Linked DNA regions of Homo sapiens: region 1 is linked to region 2. A link is a loop called in an ENCODE intact Hi-C map of the cell type or tissue named here. Cell type or tissue: Calu3. All regions are shown on one strand. Each heading gives the region's core, and the rest is flanking DNA. Links, peaks and the distances in the headings are about the cores only. Region 1 has its middle 9.2 kb from the start of CD9. Region 2 overlaps VWF (von Willebrand factor).

Evidence for each region. Peaks named below come from ENCODE experiments on the same cell type or tissue, not always from the same donor. Only the 100,000 strongest peaks of a DNase experiment are listed, where the experiment ranks them.
Region 1: a loop joins it to region 2, with 11 times the contacts of the local background. A loop is called at or near these places in 87 of 110 quality-filtered maps.

The regions. Positions count from the first base shown.
Region 1 is chr12:6,182,570-6,199,772 of GRCh38, forward strand. No RefSeq gene overlaps it. Among named protein-coding and RNA genes, the nearest start is that of CD9, 9.2 kb to the right of the region's middle. RefSeq lists enhancers at 588-767, 7,828-8,513, 8,514-9,199, 16,703-17,203 and a silencer at 11,527-11,576. In Calu3, for the core only: a CTCF peak has its summit at 13,285 (motif pointing right); DNase peaks (open chromatin) are centred at 11,547 and 13,282.
Region 2 is chr12:6,060,671-6,065,670 of GRCh38, forward strand. VWF (von Willebrand factor) reads right to left here. Exons shown (of 52, transcript NM_000552.5): 11 at 4,467-4,603; 12 at 3,576-3,714; 13 at 2,284-2,384. Among named protein-coding and RNA genes, the nearest start is that of SNORA120, 23 kb to the left of the region's middle. In Calu3, for the core only: a CTCF peak has its summit at 2,640 (motif pointing right); a DNase peak (open chromatin) is centred at 2,671.

The sequences.
Region 1 (17,203 bases), core at 11,271-16,270, 130 kb after region 2:
CCATCTCGTGAGGCCAGATGTGGGTCCTCCTGCATATCTGAAACAGCACAGAGCATTGGGGCAGCCTCCAAACCTCCCCTATAAGGAGCAGTTAAGGGATCCAGAGGGCGTGGCCTGGAGCAGAGAGAAGGGAAGCAACATGTGTGGGGCATTCACAAGTGCAGGATGCCTTCTCCGGGCTCCCATGATGATCCAGACAGGTAGGCGTTTTCCTTCCCTTTTTGCAGATTGTGAAAACAGCGTTCAAAAAAGACTCATGGGCCGGGCGCGGTGGATCACGCCTGTAATCCCAGCACTTTGGGAGGCCAAGGCAGGCAGATCACAAGGCCAGGAGTTGAAGACCAACCTGGCCAACATGATGAAACCCTGTCTCTACTAAAAATACAAAAATTAGCCGGACGTGATGGTGGGCACCTGTAATCCCAGCTACTCAGGAGGCTGAGGCAGGAGAATCGCTTGAAACCGGAAGGCAGAGGTTGCAGTGAGCCGAGATTGCGCCACTGCACTCCAGCCTGGTCAATAAGAGTGAAACTCTGTCTCAAAAACAAACCAACCAACAAACCAAAAACTCTTGTAACCCTGGGGCCACCCAGCCACAAAGAGGCAGGGCTGGGACAGGCCCCTGCAAGTCTCCTCTGGAAGGCCAAAGGGCTGCTACTAGGAAGGGGTGGCAGACTCATCCCATGTGGCTTCAGAGGGCAGGACATGGACAAAGGTTATGGGAAGGGAGGGAAACTTTCCAATAACCAGACTGCACAAGAGTGGAGTGGCCTGCCTCAGGAGGGGTAAGCTCATGCAAAAGCTGGCTGTTGGGGACATTGGGAGGGACTCTGAAGGTCACCACCACTCTGAATCAATGCTGTGTGGGAGGATGCCAGGGTCCACTGGACCCATGACGTGCCTTTAGCGTGGGAAGCAGGGAACCTCAACTTTGGAAAGAGTGAGGGCACAGTGATGTCCAGCCACTCCCAGAAGCCGTCTGTTAATAGAGCAACCCCTCGGGCGGTGTGCAATCCTAATGACCAGCCCCAGGACATTGGAAACAGGGTCCTGCTGACCACAGTCTAGGAGACAGGGCTGCACACAGACGGAACCAAGCACACAAGACGAGAGAGGGTGTGTACCGCAGAAACCAAGGGCTCATTTATGTGCTGCGTTCTCAGTCTGCAAGGAGTCAGAAGAGAGGACAGTGAGGCCAGGAGAACTCAGGGAACACTCCTTGTTGTAATCATCACAGTTATGTAACTCATATTACCAGCTGTTCTTTCGTGAGCATTCTCTATGTGCCAGGCTAAGTGTTTTGTATGCACTGTATGATTTAATCCTAGAACAACACTATGAAGCAGGAGCTCTTAGTATTCCCCTTTTACAGATGAGGAGGCAGGCTCAGAGAGGTGATGTAACTTGCCCAGAATTATATAACTAGTGTGTGGCAGAGCCTGGACTCAAGCCCAGATCTGTTGGACTCCAGACCCCGTGTAGAACCATAAGGAACTGATGCTGCTTCAATTTCTGCACTGATACGGAAATCTCTCCGAGATATCATGCCGTTGTTTTCTATTGTTGCTATAGCATATTATCACAAGTTTAACACATATTTATTGCACACTTCTGGAGGTCAGCAGTCTGACATGTGGGTCTCACTGGGCTAAAATCTCAGTGTGGGCAGGGCTGTGTTCCCCTCTGGAGGCTGCAGGGGAGAATCCCTTTCCTTGCCTTTCCCAGCTTCTAGAGGCTGCCTGCATTCCTTGGCTCCTGGCCCCTCCTCTGTCTGCAAAGCCACCATTGTCATGTCTCTCTAACCCTTTGTCCCAGTTCCCTCTGACCACAGCCAGGAAAGATTATCTGACTTTAAGGATCCATAGGATTAGATTGAGCCCACTTGGATAATTCAGGATACTCTCCCCATCTCAAAGTCCTTAATCACATCTGCAAAGTTCTTTTTGCCAAGTAAGGTAACATGCACACCTGGCAGGGATTAAGGTGTGGTCACCTTTGTGGGGGCCATTATCCTGCCAGCCATATAAAAAGGAGAGAAAAGAGGCCAGGCGCGGTGGCTCACACCTGTAATCTCAGCACTTTGGAAGGCTGAGGCGGGCGGATCACCTGAGGTCAGGAGTTCAAGACCAGCCTGGCCAACATGGCAAAACCCCATCTCTACTAAAAATACAAAAAAATTGGCTGGGTGTGGTGGCTCACGCCTGTAATCCCAGCACTTTGGGAGGCCAAGGCGGGTGGATCACAAGGTCAGGAGATCGAGACCATCCTGGTTAACACAGTGAAACCCCGTCTCTACTAAAAACAAACAAACAAAACTCTACTAAAAAAAAAAAAAAAAAGAGAGAGAGAGAGAAAAGAGCAAGGTGCCGAATCAGTAGCAAGGTGCTTCTTCTGGTGTTAAAAAATTCTTAAATGGGGAGAATAACAATATATACTAGTATTTGCATAATGAAGGATACATTAAGGAACCAGTATTGGGGAAGAGCTAGCCTGATGGGGACAAGACTGGATGGAGATTTTTGCTGTCGTTATGCAAGTGTTCAAACACACGCAAAAGTAGAGAGAACAGTATAATGAATCCCATATACTCATCGCTCAGCATCAACGATTTTGCATTCTTATTGCATTTTATCTCTCCACTTTTTGGGAAGGGGACTGAACAATTTAAAGCAAATCCCAGACATCATATCATTCTACCCATAAAAACTGCAGCGTGTATCTCTAAGAGATACGGTTTTCTCAGAAACATAACCATGGCCGGGCGCAGTGGCTCATGCCTGTAATCCCAGCACTTTGGGGGGCCGAGGCGGGCGGATCACGAGGTCAGGAGATCGAGACCATCCTGGCTAACACGGTGAAACCCTGTCTCTACTAAAAATACAAAAAAATTAGCTGGGCGTAGTGGCGGGCGCCTGTAGTCCCAGCTACTGGGGAGGCTGAGGCAGGAGAATGGCGTGAACCCGGGAGGCGGAGCTTGCAGTGTGCCGAGATCGCGCCACTGCACTCCAGCCTGGGCGACAGAGCGAGACTCCGTCTCAGAGAGAAAAAAAAACAAAAACAAAAAACACATAACCACAATGCCATCATCACACGTAAGAAAGTTAACAATATTTCCTTAACATCATCTAGTCCTTAGTCCATATTTAAATTTCCCTAACTGCCTACAAAACCTTTTTTTTAATAACTGGTCTGTCTGCATCAGGATTCAAGAATCAGGCCCACACGTTGCCCTTGGTGGACAGAACTCCTAAATCTCTGTTACAGATTAACAGTTTCCAGGAGAAACACGTTTCCCTCTCTTGTATCTTTATTTTTCAGTTATATAAACAAATGATCTATTTTTAAATGAAATTTAAAATAAAAATCTAATGCTTCATGGAGATAAGGCTCCCAAGGGGTCCCAAAAAGTGGTGGGTGAGGGGAAGCCTCAGTGGAGCTCTGGGCTGGAGCGGATGGGAGGCAGAAGGCCCCACCAAAGCTACACGTGGTGAACAGACTTGGGGAGTCTAGGCTCTGACATTCTGGCTTCCTGGCCTGCTTGGAGGTGGGTGGGGAAGTGGTGGGAATGCCAGCGATACAATTTAGCCCTGAGGAAAGTCCCCAAAGTCAAGAGTGCTGCAGTCACTCTATGTGGGTAGGGTGGGAGAGCCACAGGAAACCCACCATCCCTCCATCAGAGCCATATCACACTCCTAGACCCAGGTGTTAAACCAAAGCGTGCCCAGATTGGACAACCGGGAAAAATGGAGATGCGCAGAATGTGCAGGACGGGGGAGGGGTTGGCTAAACTGGAAGTCGGGAGGTCCAAGTCCTACTCTAGCTCTGCCACCAGCCACCTGCACAGTCCTGTGAGAGCCACCTCTAAACACATTCCCTCTAGTAACCACGGCTGGGAGAGGTGGAATGGCGAATAACATCTATTAGTGTTTGCTTGTATTTGCATAAAGAAGGGCACAATAAAAACCGAAGCAGCATCAAATGAGATCCTGGGTATGGAAAAGGGAGTGTCAATTAATATTGTTAACAGCCAGATCCCAAAACCCCAATCCTACCAAGTTCCCAACATTATCCCTAATTTAAGAGAGGAGTTCTGCAGGATGAATAGGAGTTTGCTGGAAACAAGAAAGTTATTGTAGAGAAAGAGAATGACAGGGTCAAAAACAGAGAAATAGGAAATGAGCCCAGTGAGTCCAGAGAATTTAAAAAAATGCAAAATACAGGGCGGGCGCATTGGCTCACACCTGTAATCCCAGCACTTTGGGAGGCTGAGGCGGGCAGATTGCCTGAGGTCAGGAGTTCGAGACCAACCTGACGAACATGGTGAAACCGGTCTCTACTAAAAATACAAAAACTAGCTAGGCCTGGTGGCAGGTGCCTGTAATCCCAGCTACTCAGGAGGCTGAGGCAGGACAATCACTTGAACCTGGGAGGCAGAGGTTGCAGTGAGCCAAGATCGTGTCACTGTGCACTCCAGCCTGGGCGACAGCGAGACTCTATGTCCAAAAAAAAAAAAAATGCAAAATACAAAATGCAATGTGGAAACTTGGATTGGATTCTGGAACAGAAAAAGGACATCAGTGGAAAAACTGATGAAATCTAAATAAAGTCTGCAGTCTAGTTAACAGTATTGTACCAATGTTGATTTCTCAGTTTTGACAAATATACCACGATTATATAAGACGTTAACATTAGAAGGAAGCTGCACTATCTTTGCAACTTTTTTTAAACTGAAATTATTCCAAAATTAAAAGTTTATTAAGAAAGAGGGTTGGCAAGAGGTGGAGATTGCAGTGAACTGAGATCATGCCACTGCACTCCAGCCTGGGTGACAGAGGGAGAGGAAAGAAAGGAAAGAAAGAGGAAAAGAGAAAGGAAGAAAGGAAGAAGAAGGAAGGAAGGAAGGAAAGGAGGGAGGGAGGGAAAGAAAGAGAGTTCGAGGTATTTAGGGAAGTAGAGCTGTTAAAAGCTAGAGCAGGCCAGGCATAGTGGCTCACACCTACAATCCCAACACTTCAGGAGGCCAAGGCGGACAGATCCCTTGAGTCCAGGAGTTGGAGACCAGCCTGGGCAACATGGTAAAACCCCATCTCTACAAAATATACAAAAATTGGCTGGGGGTGGTGGCGTGCACCTGTAGTCCCAGATACTTGGGAGGTTGAAATGGGAGTCTCGTTTGAGTCTGTGAGATCGAGGCTGCAGTGAGCCATGATCTCACCACTGCACTCCAGCCTAGGTGACACAGTGAGACCCTGTCTCAAAAATAAACAAATAAAACCAGCTAGAGCATATAAGGTGCCAGAGTGGGAAATCAGGTGCTGGACGTCAGCAGAGGCTGGTTTACAAAGGCCCGTGCCACACAATGAGGTTCAGACTTCCTTTGTCTTTAGGCAGTGACTCCATGGCCATATTCTCCCTCTCTCTAAACCCTTCCCACAGGCCACAGGTAGACATTAGTGACAGCTTCTTACCTTCACTGTATTTTACCTGCCCATATCTACCTGAACCTACAGACGAAAGTCCCATCTCTTATACACAGACACACATGCAGACACGTGTGCACACACACACTGGCCCTCTAGGGGGACCTTTGTCCAACCCACCCCAGATACAGCTGGGAGAGACAGCGACCCTGCCTCTGGGTGCTTATAGTTTCAGGAGCATCAGCCAAACATTATATGAGACACAAAGAAACTGTCAGCAAGATAGATTCAGCAACTTCGTTTGCCCTTTGATATGAATAAAACCTTCTCAGGACCAGCTTAGGCTAAGCTGTGTGGAAATGGGAAGCAGGCATAGAGCTGAGCCCAGTGGCCCCCAGCACTGCCCTGTCCCCACCTGTGTCTTGCTACGGCTGCCTGGTCAGTCCTGCTCTCAGATATCTGGACCCCTGCAACTCCTCACTTCCCTAACTCTTCCTCGCCTTGTTACCATCTAATGATTGGCGTCCACCACATCCTATATCACCAGTTAGGAGGTGAGTTTCTCATGAGCAAAACTAGGGCGTGGCTTATCCTGGGCACCTCCCACAGCCTAGCACTCAGGTGCTCAGTAAATGTGGGGTGAACAGGACCTAGCATGCTGGGCAAAGACACTCAGAAGACAGAGCTGAAAATGCTCATCTTGCCAACATTCTCCAAGACTCCAAGCCTTGGGGCTATTTAGCATTTTATAACAACCAAGTCCACTACTCCTGTACTGAGATTAAAATTGAAAATCAAGTTTATAAGCACCCTTATAGTTTACAAAGCACTTACACATCCAGGATTTCATCTGACTCTCTTACAACAGCAAAGTAGGAGTTTTTACTAAGCCCATTTTGTGGATAACGAAATGGAGTCTCAGAAAAGCAGAGACTTGCTCAGGTCATCTCTGCTCCCAGGTAAGTATGCAGTAGGGCTTGCACCTGTGACTTCTAATTTCAAGCCCCATGCTAATTGCCTACAGCTTCTCTACCCTCTTACGCAGGAAATACCACAAATACATAGCCCCCAGAGTCCCTGCTCCTCCACCTGAAGCCAGAACCACCAACCAGAACAGAAGCCAGCAGCCACAGAGTGAAGAGAAGCTGCAGCTGCTACCCATGGGCTGGCATTGCCTACCACTGAGCCAGGGGCAGGCTGCCTGGGCACATACCCGCCCATCCCCACCCCTCATGGTGGAGAAAGAGCAGTAATCATCCTCGCTCTGCAGCTGTGGAAAGCGAGCCTCAGAGGAACAGACAAGCACCAGCAAAGGCAGGACCCAATTGCAGGCTCACCACCTGTCAGCAGCCCTAAGACTCAGAGTCGCCTTGCAGGGAGGCACCTTCAAGATGGCACAACTGCTGAGGAGTCATCTGCAGCCCCTTCACCCACCTCTACAGTCAAAGGGCAAAAACGGCAGTGTAGTGCCAGTCCACATTTACCTACCACAGGAAGCAGCAGCTTAGCACCTGGGCTCTGGAACCAGGCCACCTGGGTTTACATCCCGGCTCTGCTGCTTCCTAACAAGAGCATGAACCGCCTGTGACTTGGCTTCCCCATTTGTAAAACTATCAACCTCAAAGGGTTGTTTGTGGATTGAGTTTATATACAGCAGTTAGAACAGCATTAGTTACATCTTATGTACCCATGCAAGTGTTAGTTCTTCAGACCTACTACATTAAGTGTCTGGAAGGTACCTACTGTGGGTACAACAGGAGCTGGTAATCTAGCTGGAGAGTATTTATTTATGGGGAAGGAGTCTTGCTGTGTCGCCCAGGCTGGAATGCAATAGCACCATCTCAGCTCACTGCAACCTCCGCTTCCTGGGTTTAGGCAATTCTCCTGCGTCAGCCTCCTGAGTAGCTGGGATTACAGGCACCTGCCTGAAGGGATGGGTTGCTCCTCCACACCTGTGGGCACTTCTCATTAGGTGGAACGAGACTTGGAAAAGAGACACAGAGACAAAGTGTAGAGAAAGAAAAAAAGGGGGCCCAGGGTGTGTCTGGAATTGGTAGGTCCTTGGTCTCACTGACTTCAAGAATGAAGCCACGGACCCTCGCGGTGAGGTGAGTGTTACAACTCTTAAGGTGGCGCGTCTGAAGTTTGTTTTTTCTGACGTTCAGATGTGTTTGGAGTTTCTTCCTTCTGGTGGGTTTGTGGTCTTGCTGGCTTAAGGAGTGAAACTGCAGACCTTCGCGTTGAGTGTTACAGCTCTTAAGGCAGCAAGTCTAGGAGTTATTCGTTTCTCCCAGTGGGCTCATAGTCTCACTGGCTTCAGGAGTGAAGCTGCAGACCTTCGTGGTGAGTGTTACTGCTCATAAAAGCAGTGCAGACCCAAAGCGTGAAAGAACAAAGCTTCCACCACGTGAAAGGAGACCCGAGCGGGTTGCTACTGCTGGCTCACGCAGCCTGCTTTTATTCTCTTATCTGGCCCCACCCACGTCCTGCTGATTGGTAGAGCCCAGTGGTCTGTTTTGACAGGGCGCTGATTGGTGCGTTTACAATCCCTGAGCTAGACACAAAGGTTCTCCTCCTCCCCACCAGATTAGTTAGATACAGAGTATCGACACAAAGGTTCTCCAAGGCCCCACCAGAGCAGCTAGATACAGAGTGTCAATTGGTGCATTCACAAATCCTGAGCTAGACACAGGGTGCTGATTGGTGTGTTTACAAACCTTGAGCCAGATACAGAGTACCGATTGGTGTATTTACAATCCCTGAGCTAGACATAAAGGTTCTCCACATCCCCACCAGACTCAGGACCCCAGCTGGCTTCACCCAGTGGATCCCGCACCAGCGCTGCAGGTGGAGCTACCTGCCAGTGCCGCGCCCTGCGCCCACACTCCTCAGCCCTTGGGTGGTTGATGGGACTTGGCACCGTGGAGCAGGGGGCGGCGCTCATCGGGGAGGCTCGGCCGCACAGGAGCCCACGGAGTGGGTGGGAGGCTCAGGCATGGTGGGCTGCAGGTCCCGAGCCCTGCGCCGCGAGAAGGCAGCTAAGGCCCAGTAAGAAATCGAGCGCAGCGCGGGTGGGCCAGCACTGCTGGGAGACCCAGTACACCCTCCGCAGCCGCCGGCCCGGGTGCTAAGCCCCTCATTGCCCGGGGCCCGCAGGGCGGGCCGGCTGCTCTGAGTGCGGGGCCCGCCAAGCCCACGCCCACCTGGAACTCCAGCTGGCCCGCAAGCGCCGCTCACAGCCCCGGTTCCCGCTCGCGCCTCTCCCTCCACACCTCCCTGCAAGCTGAAGGAGCCGGCTCCGGCCTTGGCCAGCCCAGAAAGGGGCTCCCATAGTGCAGCGGCGGGCTGAAGGGCTCCTCAAATGCCGCCAAAGTGGGAGCCCAGGCAGAGGAGGCCCCCAGAGTGAGCGAGGGCTGTGAGGACTGCCAGCACGCTGTCACCTCTCAAGGGGACCAGCGTTCAGCATACGGAGGATCCCGCCAGCCTCTGAGTTCCCTTAGTATTTATTGATCATTCTTGGGTGTTTCTCGGAGAGGGGGATGTGTCAGGGTCATAGGATAATAGTGGAGAGAAGGTCAGCAGATAAACACGTGAACAAAGGTCTCTGCATCATGAACAAGGTAAAGAATTAAGTGCTGTGCTTTAGATATGCATACACATAAACATCTCAATGCCTTACAGAGCAGTATTGCTGCCCGCATGTCCCACCTCCAGCCCTAAGGCGGTTTTCCCCTATCTCAGTAGATGGAATATACAATCGGGTTTTACACCGAGACATTCCATTGCCCACCTTCCTCTTGTCTCAACTGCAGAAAGGTGTTCCTTCCTCTTTTACTAATCCTCCTCAGCACAGACCCTTTACGGGTGTCGGGCTGGGGGACAGTCAGGTCTTTCCCTTCCCACGAGGCCATATTTCAGACTGTCACATGGGGAGAAACCTTGGACAACACCTGGCTTTCCTAGGCAGAGGTCCCTGTGGCCTTCCGCAGTGTTTGTGTCCCTGGGTACTTGAGATTAGGGAGTGGTGATGACTCTTAAGGAGCATGCTGCCTTCAAGCATCTGTTTAACAAAGCACATCTTGCACCGCCCTTAATCCATTTAACCCTGAGTTTGACATTGAGATTAACAGCATCTCAAGGCAGAAGAATTTTTCTTAGTACAGAACAAAATGGAGTCTCCTATGTCTACTTCTTTCTACATAGACACAGTAACAATCTGATCTCTCTTTTCCCCACACCCGCCATCATGCCCAGCTAATCTTTTTTTTTTTAGACGGAGTCTCACTCTCACCAGGCTGGAGTGCAGTGGCGCAGTCTCAGCTCACTGCAACCTCCGCTTCCTGGGTTCAGGCGATTCTCCTGCCTCAGCCTCCTGAGTAGCTGGGATTACAGGCACCTGCCACCACGCTCAGCTAATCTTTTTTTTTTTTTTTTTTCTGAGACGGAGTCTCGCTCTGTCGCCCAGGCTGGAGTGCAGCGGTGTGATCTCAGCTCACTGCAAGCTCTGCCTCCCGGGTTCACGCCATTCTCCTGCCTCAGCCTCCCTAGTAGCTGGGACTACAGGCGCCCGCCACCACGCCTGGCTAATTTTTTGTATTTTTAGTAGAGACAGGGTTTCACTGTGTTAGCCAGGATGATCTCGATCTCCTGACCTCGTGATCCGCCCGCCTCAGCCTCCCACAGTGCTGAGATGATAGGCGTGAGCCACCGCGCCCGGCCGCCCAGCCAACTCTTTTAAACAGATGCATGAAACCTGAAATTATCACCCAGGACAAATCTTGTAAGAGTCTAGTGGATGATTCAGAAAGAAGTTGCTACAGGAGTGTCCTGAGAAAGAGGATCAGAGCAGACTAAGATGACTGAGGGTGCTGGGGAAGGCAGGGGCTGGGCTGGCCTCAGAGATGGTGCAGGCTGCTTGAAGGGCAGAAAGGAGGAAGTGCCAAGAGCTTGGGCTTCGGAAAGAAGAGGTGGGGACCCAGGCATAGAGCTGGGGATGCATGTGGTATTCCAAAAGAGTGAACAGATTTGCAAACAGAGGTTAAGGCGAGAGAGCAGAGGGCCTGTATGATGATCTTACAATTGAGACATCGGCTTTCCATACATTCAATAAATATTGTGCACCTACTGTATGTCAGGCACTGTTCAAAGCCCTTGGGATACATAGAGAACAGAACAGCCATGCGGATTTTGCATTCTAGCTGGAGGAGACAGGTAAATAGCAATGCACATACCAAGGAAACATTCCACTCTGTGAGAAGGTAAATGCTATGGGAGCATTGTTTGGAAGTAGAACAGGGGTAAGGGGAGTTGGGAGATCTTTGAGCAGGAAAGAGTAAAGCTGAGCTTCAGGAGTCTGATGAAAGGATGATATTAAATATTGCTTGTTTAGAATTGCTCCCCGCCTGCCCCCAACCCCCATATACTAAGGAGGACAGACCCTGAGAGCCATGATTTGTTTTGCTGAGCAGGGTGAGGGGAGGTGGGGACACAAACGGAAAATGCCAAGTTTAGAGCTAAATTGCTCCACACAGACATATGCAGAGGACATCCACAGGGCAGGGGGCTGGCTGAGGCTGGGCTGGGGGGCAGATGATAGGGGTGGCTGCCACAGATTGGACGTTTGAGAAGAGCTATCCAGAGGGATTCTTAGAATGGTTCTCTCTGGCATATGAGAGGGAACCCCTCATCCACCTATCCGTGAAACCTTCATAAAATCCACACTGGACATAGGCAGTTTCCAGGTTGAGTGTGTGTGTGCTTAATGCAAGGAAAAGAAGTGATGGGTGAGAGGAGGGCAGCCCACCCCCAAGGACGCACGCAGCAAGACTCTCTGGGTCCAATGTTGTGTCCATCCTGGGCAGGTGAACAGCAGCGAGGCAGGGCAAGGGTAGAACAGCCGTTTGGGCTGCAGATGAGCTTCCAGGATGCAGCCCCCTTGCGGATGGCAGGGCATCAGGGGGAACAAAAGATCAGGATCCAACCCTGGACTGAAACCAGAAGCTCTGAGGTCTGATCTGTGCTCTGCCACTCAATCACTACAACCCGCCTTAGCCCTGGTGCCTCCCAGCAATGACGTAAGAACAGCTAAGAAACAGGAATCACATTCACTAAGCAGCTGTGAGGCTGGGGGAAGGAGGAGCCCCAGGTGATGGGAGGTGTTGGTGCTGACTGATTAGAGACAGGGAGGGCTGAGGAGAAAGTCAGCTGCGAGCCTAGAAAGCCCTTGGAGATTATGAATTCTGATCTTGATGTTTACATTGAGATTACTATATTTCCTATTGCTTCGGTAACAACCACAAATTTAGTGGCTTAAAGTAACACATATTTACTATTTCACAATTCTAGAGGTCTGAAATCTAAAATGGGTGGGCAGGGCTGTGTTGGATCCCTCTGGCAGCTGCAGGGGAGAATTCGTTTCTTCGCCTTCTCCAGCTTCTAGAGGCTGTCCTTGTTCCCCAACACACAGCTGTGCATCACTGCGACCTCTGCTTCTGTCGTCACATCTCCTTCCCTGGCTTTGACACTTCCACCTGTCTCTTATAAGAACCCTTTGGATTCCACTGGGCCCACTGGGATGGTCCAGGCTATGCCATGGAAAGTAACACATTCACAGTTTTGGGGATTGGAACGTGGGCCTATTTGGAGGGCCGTTAGAAGTGGAAACGGGCCAGGCACGGTGGCGCACGCCTGTAATCCCAGCACTTTGGGAGGCTGAGGTGGGCGGATCACCTGGGGCCAGGAGTTCAAGACCAGCCTGACCAACAGGAGGAAACCCCATCTCTACTAAAAATATAAAAAATATAAAAAATATAAAAAACACGGTGGCTTACGCCTGTAATCCCAGCACTTTGGGAGGCTGAGGTGGGTAGATAACGAATTCAGGAGTTCAAGACCAGCCTGGCCAATATGGTGAAACCCCGTCTCTACTAAAAATACAAAAATTAGCTGGGCATGGTGGTGTGCGCCTGTAGTCCCAGCTACTTGGGAGGCTGAGGCAGAAGAATCACTTGAACCCGGGAGGCAGAGGTTGCAGTGAGCCAAGATCGTGCCACTGCACTCCAGCCTGGGTGACAAAGCGAGACTCCGTCTAAAAAAAAAAAAATTATTAGCCGGGCATGGCAGCGCACACCTGTAATTCAATCTGCTTGGGAGGCTGAGGCAAGAGAGTCTCTTGAGCCCAGGGATGGAGGTTGTAGTGAGCCGAGATTGAGCCACTGCACTCCAGCCTGGGCAACAGAGCGAGACTTGGTCTCAAAAAAAAAAAATCTGCAGGCTCTTGGATATCAGGACTTGCATTTACAGAGAGATGAGTTAAACAGAGAAAATGGTGGAAGGCACAAAAGGGGATGAGTGCTCCAGGAGAGGTCTGAGAGAGAAGGGCAGGGGCCTGAGAAAGCCCCACGCCCAGCCGTCATTCTGCAGATGTTTGCAGAGGGCCTGCTCTGGGCCAGGAAGGGACCGGGAGCTAGGGAGAGCACAGAAATTAATCAAATGCAAGTGCACCCTCGAGGAGCTCACTACCAAGAAGTGGACACATAAAGGAAGATGATGATGACCAGAGAATCACACATGCGAGACTCAAGGTAATCCACGGAGAAAAAGACTGGAGTGCTCCAGGAAGGCTTCATAAGGTGGTGTATTTGAGCTTAGAAAGAGGAACAGGAGAGAAGCTTCTAGAAGTGAAGGAGGTGAATCAAGATGGCCACTGGTGTGGTGGCTGGAAGGGCCTTGGTGGCCTGTGAGAGCGAGGGTCCTACCTGTTGCCTTACAAAGCCATTGCCCACAGCTGGAGGGACCTGGGGCATGGGTGTGACGGCTCATTAGGTCACCTGGCCTCTGCGTGTTCAAATCTTACCACCAGGGGGGGCACAAGAGCCAAAGTGGACCCTGAGCCTGAGCTGGGGTTTCTTTCCCAGAGACAGGACGCCTTGAGGGAAGGGAGGAAAAGCTTTCCCACTCCAGCACCACAAAGCCTGGAAGGCCTGGCTGCTTCCATGTGATTTCTGACTCAGGGGCTTACCCATATTTTCCTCTTCCGGTTAAGGCAAAACATAATTTTTCCATCGCTCACCTTCCTGGTTGCCTGTAGCACTAACTGTCTGTAACAAATGCACTTTGGCCCAGGGGTTTATTGTGACACAGAATGTCAGGAGGAATGAAAGACACCTCCTGATCCAAAATGCTGTGAACCAAAAAGTATCTGAGACAGGTCTCAATCAATTTAGAAAGTTTATTTTGCCAAGGTTACAGATGGGCGCCCAGGAGGCAGATCTGTGCCTTCTGCAAAGATGATTTTGAGGGCTTCAATATTTAAAAGGCGGCTGGTGGGGAAAGAGGAAGAAAGTTTTTTTAAGGTGTGGGTAGGTAAGAAACAAACGGTTGCATTCTTTTGAGTCACTGATCATCCTCTCACTGAATGCACAATTTACATGGCAGAGGAGGGTAGAGAAATAAGTCACTTATGCCTTGTCTAGCACAGCGAATCTTCATTTTTACATTGGAGGAAGCAATCAGATATGCATTTGTCTCAGGTGAGCAGAGGGATGACTTTGAGTTCTGTCCTTTTTTCTGTACCTGTGAAGATATGCTATCAATTTACATTGTCATGGTGAAATTCAACAGAACTGTTTTAGGGCAAATATCATAGGGTCCACCAGAAATTTCCTCATGGGCAAATTGTGAAAGAAGTGCATAGCTGCTTTTTTTTTTTTTTTTTTTTTTGAGACGGAGTCTGGCTGTGTCCCCCAGGCTGGAGGGCAGTGGCGCGATCTCGGCTCACTGCAAGCTCTGCCTCCCGGGTTCACGCCATTCTCCTGCCTCAGCCTCCTGAGTAGCTGGGACTACAGGCGCCCGCCGCCACGCCCGGCTAATTTTTTTGTATTTTTAGTAGAGACGAGGTTTCACCGTGTTAGCCAGGATGGTCTTGATCTCCTGACCTCATGATCCTCCCGCGTCGGCCTCCTAAAGTGCTTGGATCACAGGTGTGAGTCACAGCGCCCAACAAGAAGTGCATAGCTTTTTTTGTTTTTTCTTTTTGAGACGGAGTCTCACTCTGTCGCCAGGCTAGAGTGCTGTGGCGCGATCTCGGCTCACTGCAACCTCCAACTCCCTGGTTCAAGGGATTCTCCTGCCTCTGCCTCCCGAGTAGCTGGGATTATAGGTATGCGCCACCATGCCTGGCTAATTTTTGTATTTTTAGTAGAGATGCGGTTTCACTATGTTGGCCAGGATGGTCTCGATCTCCTCACCTCGTGATCCGCCCACCTTGGCCTCCCAAAGTGCTGGGATTACAGGCGTGAGCCACTGCGCCCGGCCGAGAAGTGCATAGCTTTTTAAAAAATCTTTGTAGCTATCTTATTTAGGAATGGGAGGCAGGTTTGCCTGTGGCAGTTCCCAGCTTGATTTTTTCCTTTGGCTTATTGATTTTGGGGTCCTAAGATTTATTTTCCTTTCACAATACTCTTGTACAGGTGAGGAGACTGAGGCCCAGAGAGGAGGCTGCCTGCCTAACATAGACCAAAGGGTCAGAACCAAGAGTAGAACTCAGACCCCCTCACTTCAGGCCCAATGCTCTCATCACATAAAAAGGATGCCTTGATTATACGAATGTGGCACTGAACTATATAGGCTGACCCCAATTCTTTCTTCAGTGTAAACAATAATAGGAATAGGAGCAACAGGCAGCGTTTCTGCAGCGCTTCTGTGGCAGGCAGGTTCTAAGGCCTCCCTGTGGATTTCCTCTGTCAACACTCACGTTTACCCTAATAAGTAATTTCTATTATAAACTTAAATATTTACTGAACTCCTCCCACCAGTACTTGTTAACTTGGGAGAAGGGGGAGATGCAATAAAATCTTTCTTTTCCTAAGACCTGTCTCCCAAGATAGATGGACGCAGGCCCAAAAGGGCACAATGGAACACTGACTGTTTTCCGGCCTCCTTCCCACCCTCCAGGGTGCTTCACACTCCTCCCCTGTGCTGGAATCATCCTGGACACTGGTTAGGATGTGTAAAGTCAAGCATCACCAAAATTCCTCTGCTTGTCCTCTTGGCATTAGGCTCAGTTTAGGCCCTGCCTCTCCTTCCTTGTCCTCCTTCCTCCCCATGTACCACTATCGGTTGTTTCCCCAGTGCAGCCAGCTGCCCGCTTCTGTGTCTTTGCATATCCAGTTCCCTCTTGGAATTCCCTCCTCCGCATTGACTACTGACTCCACCTTCCCAAGTCAAGTCAGCTGCTGCAATGTCCCCTGCTCTGGGGAGCCTCTCGGACTCAGATTGACGTGGGGATGTGCCCTGTGCCCCTACTTGTTACTAGCTTCTGCTGCTCTGCCTCTGATCTCTCCCTCCCCTTCCCGGCCTGACACCTCATGGGGTTTTGCCCTGCCTTCTCTAGGCTTTATCCCATTGCCCCGCCTTCATTCATTCTTCTCTCACCTGAACTACTCCACAGCCTCCTAGCAGATTTGCACCTGGTCCTCAGCTCAACTTTCATCTACCACTGCTCCCCTCATATTACCTGATTGCGTCTCCCCAAATACAACATCTCCATGTTCCATGCAATCCCGTAAAGCACTGAGCCAAGGACTGGAGATGCCAACAATGGTCCTGGTCCTCAAGGGGCTTCCTACCTGCCCCTCCGGCCTTCCCCCACCCAACTACCTAAAACACAGGCAGAGAACCTCTGAAAACACAGCAGATCCAACCATTCCCCTGCTTGAACCTTTCGGTGGCCCCTAATGCTCAGAGTGCAAAGTCCAGGAGCACAAGGCTCTTTCTCACCTTCCCACAAACTACCCCGTGACTCCAGGCTCCAGCCCAGAGCCCGGACAGCCCCTGCCCCAGCCTTTGCCCAGGATTCTCCCTTGGCGGCAACTTTCCCTGTGGTTCTGCAGCATCATCTCCCAGTCTGGGTCAGAGGCCTCTCCTTAGCCTCTTAGCCCCCAAGCCTCTCCCCGTAACTGCACCTATCACCCTCAAACCATTGTCTGGCTGCCTGTCTCCTCCCACACTGGTCCCTGAGCAGAAACAAGGACTAATCCATGTTTTTCAGCTCCTACCCCTAATGAAATACCCTAATAGATACTGAAAAATGTTTTTGAACCAATGAGACAAGTCTACTGATAATAAACAGGCAAATAACAGCAATGTGCTAACAGTGGCTGTTTCTGGTGAGCAGAATTTTGAGGTCTGTTCCTTTCACTTCTTGGTATTTCGGTTGTTTCTGTAATGACTGTATCTTGCTTTTGTAATCATAAAGGACAGTAAAGGAAACTTCATTTTGAAAATAATACAAAGGGATTCGGGGACTTCAAAAGAAGGTGACTCTCCTCGTCCACTCCAGAGAATCAGGAAAGGAGTGTTTAAAGACCCACAGAATTCCTACAAGTGACGTTGGGGGGGGGCCAGCCAGCCAGGGCGCATGCCGGCCAGCGAGTGGGGTGGGCTCTGGGTCCGGGAGAAGTCAGATCAGTGCTCTGTACAGGGCCTTGAGGGCAAGACGAGGAATTTCGACTTAGGTCCTTGAATCTGGAGAGCTACAGAAAGTTTGTGAGCTCAGGAGAAGCGCTCCGAGCTCGGCATCTGGAGCAGTTCAAGGCAGCAGCGAGCAAGTCCAAAGACGCAGGAGGGAGGGTGGGGTGGAGGAGTAGAGAGAAAACAGAAGCCGTCTACAGACCCTTTTTCCCTCTGGGGCAACTAAACCTCAAGTGCAGGAAGCGCTTGGGGACTGCCCAGCCCTCAGCTGTGTTATTATTCGGTGATAGGTATTTGCTAATTACTTCCAA
Region 2 (5,000 bases), core at 1-5,000:
AAGGAAACGTCTTCTTGTTAGCTAAACTGACACAAACCCACCCCAAAGATAACCCTACATCCCCTCCCACAGAAAGAAGTTGGCTTCTCTTCTCCTCAGGGGAGAGACAAAGACCAAAGAAACCTGAGGGGAGGAAGGGCAGCTGCCCAGGATGAGAAGTTACGGCCCTGCTGATCAAGGGGAGAAAGTGCATGGGTGGAGAGCACCCTCTCTGTGAGGTGGGAAGATGCTGAGAAAGTGGACTGGCTGGCCGGGCGTGGTGGCTCATGCCCGTAATCCCAGCACTTTGGGAGGCTGAGGAGGGTGGATCATTTGAGGTCAGGAGTTCAAGACCAGCCTGGCCAACATGGTGAAACCCCATCTCTATTAAAAATACAAAAATTAGCTGGGCATGATGGTGGGCACCTGTAATCTCAGCTACTCGGGAGGTTGAGGCAGGAGAATCGCTTCAGCCTGGAAGGCGGAGGTTGTGGTGAGCCAAGATCGTGCCACTGCCCTCCAGCCTGGGCAACAGAGTGAGACCCTCTCTCAAAAAACAAAACAAACAAAAAGAAAGTGAACTGGCTAACGTGAAGCACCCCCTTGAAGACCGGGGTGCAGGAGGCAAGACTGGTCAGGAACCAGGAGACCCGAGTTCTGGTCCTTGCCCGGTAACTAAACGACCATGAGGCCTAGGGCAAGTTACTCCTGCTCCAGAAATAATGGCTCTTTATTTCCTACTGGAAAAGGGAGGTTGACAAGAGGATCTCCCAGACCTTCCTGCTTTATGGTCTGTGGTTGCAGGTTTATTTTCATAAAAGGAAAAAAAAAAAAAAAAAGGAGTTAGTTTGAAATTCCCTCAGGAGCTCTAAGACAGGAGAAAGAACATAGCCACACGAGGATGGAGGACGCCAGGATCTCCTGGGTGAAACCTGCCACCCTGCCCCTGCCACCCAGGATTATAGCAAGGACCCTGTGGAATACAGGACCCCAGGAGGCAGGAGGAGGCTCTCCAGGGATCCCAGGCATAATCTAGCGCAGTGGTTCTCAAAGTGTGGTCTTGAGACCCATAGGGGTCCCTGAGACTTTCAAGGGGTCTGCGAGACCAAAACTACTTTCATAATACTATGAAGACGCTATTTGCCTTTTCCCTCCTCATTCTCTTACAAGTATAGAGTGGAATTTTCCAGAGGCCACATGACATGCAATATTGCAAAAGATTGAATGCAGCAGTAGATATGAGAACCCAGCTGTCTCCTATTAAGCCAGCCATTAAAGAAATTTGCAGAAATGTGCAGCAGTGGTATTATTCTTGTTGCTTATTTTTGTTCTGGCAAACAGTTACTTTTCCCCAAAACAGTGATGTTTATATTAATGTGTAGTGGGTTTATTATTATAATTTTTGAATGAGTTAATAAATACATATTTTAAATGTCTCTAATTTAATTTTCAATCTGATAAATACCAATAAATATAATCCTCCTACAAGATCTTGAGGTCCTCAATAATTTTTAAGAGTGTAAAGGCATTCAAGACCAAAAAGCGAGAACCACTTTTTGTTCTGATGGGAAAGGCATGAGGCAGAGAACTAATCCTCGCTCTGCCATGACACGGTTGGTGGGGGTCAGAGTGGGATCAGTCCTCTGATCAGAGGAGTCTATCCTAGCCCTGGAAGTTCTGGAGTGCTGCACCATCCCTCCACTTCCTGTGCCCTGGTTGCCTCATTTATAAAATGGCAGTAATATTTGCACTGTCCACCTGCCAGGGTCATTTCCAGAGAAACAGTGAAAAGTATGGATTGCTATCCAGTGTGATTCCAGGACCACCAAGAACAAGAGGAAGTGGCCCACACATGCAGAGTCCCAGTGTCCAGGGGAAGAATCTGGTGGTTTCCTGAGCAACCTTTCCCGGGCAGGCTTTCTCTTAGCTGAGAGTGCCAATCTGGCTCTTCCCTTACTGCCCACAGTGGGCACCCAGGGAGACACCCCTGCTCCCGGGCCTTGTTTCAGCCGGGAGATTGGACAGCAAACCTGCTCCTTCCCCAGCCCCACAAGAGCCCACCCCAGTCTAGAGGCCCTTGGGATAGCAGAGCCCAGCAGGAAGAATCCCCAGGGCCAAGAAGGGGCATCCAGAAAACAAACACCAGCCTCATAAACAAGAGAGGCCTGTTTCTCGCTCTGGGGGTGTAGGCCATGAGGAGAAAGGAATTCTTCTCCCACCACACAAAGCCATTCTACCCAGAGCACAAGGGGTACTTTGTAAGGGTCGGGCCGCAGGGAGCCAGTACCCCGTGAGGGCACCTACCTTCACCAGCAGCCTCCCGCGGCCATCCCAGTCCATCTGCAGGTCCTCCCCGTAGCTGAGGCGCACGGAGGCCGTCACTGTATGCTGGATGCGGAGGTCACCTGGAACCCAGCAGGACAGGACTCAGGCAGAGGTGGGGAGAGGACAGGGTGGTGGCAGGCAGATGTATTTGGGAGGAAATGGGGTGTCTCAAAAGGATGGTAGCACTGAAGAGCAATGACTTAGGGGCAGATGGGGTGGCCATGAGGTTTAAGGGGGTGTCAGGAGGAAGGGTGATCAAGGTGGACAGAGCGCAAATAGGGTCCCCCAGGAAGAAGCCTCTGCACCCCCCGCTATGACCTGCCATTCCCCCTACTGCCACAGGAGGGAGGCAGAGGCTCCTGCATCCTGGGCTGTAGGCAGGTGCCCTGGAGCAGAGGGGGATCTCTTTAGCATTGACACCACGACATCTGAATGTGCCTGGGACACTCTGCCACTGCACACCACCTCATGTCTGAGCGATGCTGTGTACGACACTGAATACAGCAATTGTTGCTTCTGTGGGAAGGTGGCGACAGATAGGAGCACACCCCTTGCCCTGGGGGAACAAACATATCTTATAAGGAGACACACAGCATAACACCCATGGACGTGCTGGGTACCCACTAGCCCAAGTTCATCCGCTGTGTGCAATGCTAGGATAATGGGCGACAAAGTGGCCAGCAGTTGTGGAGAAGAAGGAAGAGTCTGAGAGCCACTTTGAGTGTGAAGTTTGGGAGCTTTACCATGCAAAAGCAGGTTTGCTTTGACCGGCACAGTGCAACCCAGGTGAAGATACTGGACAGGTAGGTTTTTTGCTACCTCTAGACAGGCCAGAGGGTCACCTGGCCTCGCCCCAAGTGGCATCCTCTGGTGTGACATCACCAGCCACCCCCGATCTCTCAGCATCAGCCTCTGCCCCTGTCCCACCCCAGAGCAAACCAGAACCACCTGCCCAAGACTCAACTCGCCCCTTTGGTTCAAGCCAAATAAAAATCCTCTCGGTTCCCTTTTCCCATCTACACTCTGTCCCAGGTCTAGAGCAACCTCTTCATCTATAGGCTTCCTTCTCTAGTCTTCCTCCTCCAGGAAGCCTTCCTTTCTTGGAGGGATGCATGCCAAGCACCCCACCCTGCCCTCCAAAAATAACTCTCCATCACATTCCCATGGAAGAGGCATGCAGGTCCTTAAGGACAGTGGCCAGGGTTGAGAAGGAGGGTGCTAAGGGATGGGCTGTGCCAGCCCCAGGCCTGATGGAGCAGGACGAAGCATACCTTTCAGGAGGGGGAGCTGGACGTCCTGGCCATCCATGGCAACTCCTGCCCCATGCTTCAGTTTCACAAGGCTGTTGTGCAGGCCAGGCAGCCGGACGGTGACGGAGCGGGTGCACACAGCGTCGCGGTCATCAGCACACTGCCAAGAGGGAACACAGGGTGACTTTGCTGCACCCCCTGCCTATCCAGCTCCCCAGCCCAGGACCCTCTTAATCAGAGAAAGGCCTCAACCCGAGAGCCTCTGGCCTTCTCATAACCTACAACTCCATTCTCCCAGAATACTCCATGTGAATGGGGCCCCCTAGAGTTGTGCAGCAAGAAGGCTTGCTAAGTGCATCCTTGCACACGCCTTCTCCCAGCCTGGCCCAGTCTCTTATAAAGAACCATGGGCCTCTGCTTCATCGTGTTCCTTGGACCTACTGTTCCAAAGAGAATCAAAGACTTTGATCCTCAAGGAAAGCCCTGTGCATTCTCTTCGTCCTCATCTTTGCTTCCATCCCTACAGAAAGGAAGCCACACATGTACCACAGAGTTCAGAAGAGAAGACCAGCCCTCTTTGCCCCCACCCCAGCCATCCCCAGCTCCAAACATCAGAGGGTTAGTTATGGGGGCAACAGGCTAGACCCAAGCAGGATGCGTCCACTGGGTGGGGAGCTGAGCCAGCCCTGAGGAGGCATTATTGTCAGGGCAGGATGCCTTCCGCCAGCATCTAGGGAGAGAGGGGATGGGCTGGGTTTCTGGATGAATGAGGAGCTAACTGAAGTCTGGAAGAGACCTCCCTCATGCACAGAAAGCAATGCCCCACGCCTTCCAGGGACTGCCCATTCAGCCTAGCAGCTATGCAGCACCTTGGGCTACCACCCGACCAGCAGCCGGGCTGGCAAAGCTCACCTGGACAGTCTCAATGACAATGGAGAAGGAGTGGTCCTGGCAATCCCGGGCCAGCAGGTACTGGCAGATCCCACTGAAGGTGAAGTATCTGTTGTCAAAGCTCTTGAAGTGTGATTGACCTGTGACAAGGCACTCCCCTGGAGAGACACAGAGGAAGGGAGAAGAATGGGAGGTGAGGGCACTTCCCCTGGGGTGGCCAAGGTGGAATGCATATGCAAGCAGGGTGCCCTTCCCCAAAACTGCATGGACGTCCTTTGCCCAAACCAGTCTAAAAACAAGTTCTACGAGAAAATTCGGTTCCTGCTCCTAAAACTGCAAGATGTCAGAGCTGGGTCATTCAGGTCAAGGCCTCATTTTACAGATGGGGCAACTAAGGAAGGTGACAGAGCCACACTCAGTCAGTGGTGGAACCACGCAGGAACCCACGCTCCTGCTTCCAGGCTCCCTGCAGCCTCCCCTCCTCCCTCACAGCTCACTGCCATGTCCCACGCTACCTGCTGGCATCAGGGCCACACCAGCCTCAGACTGGTGCCA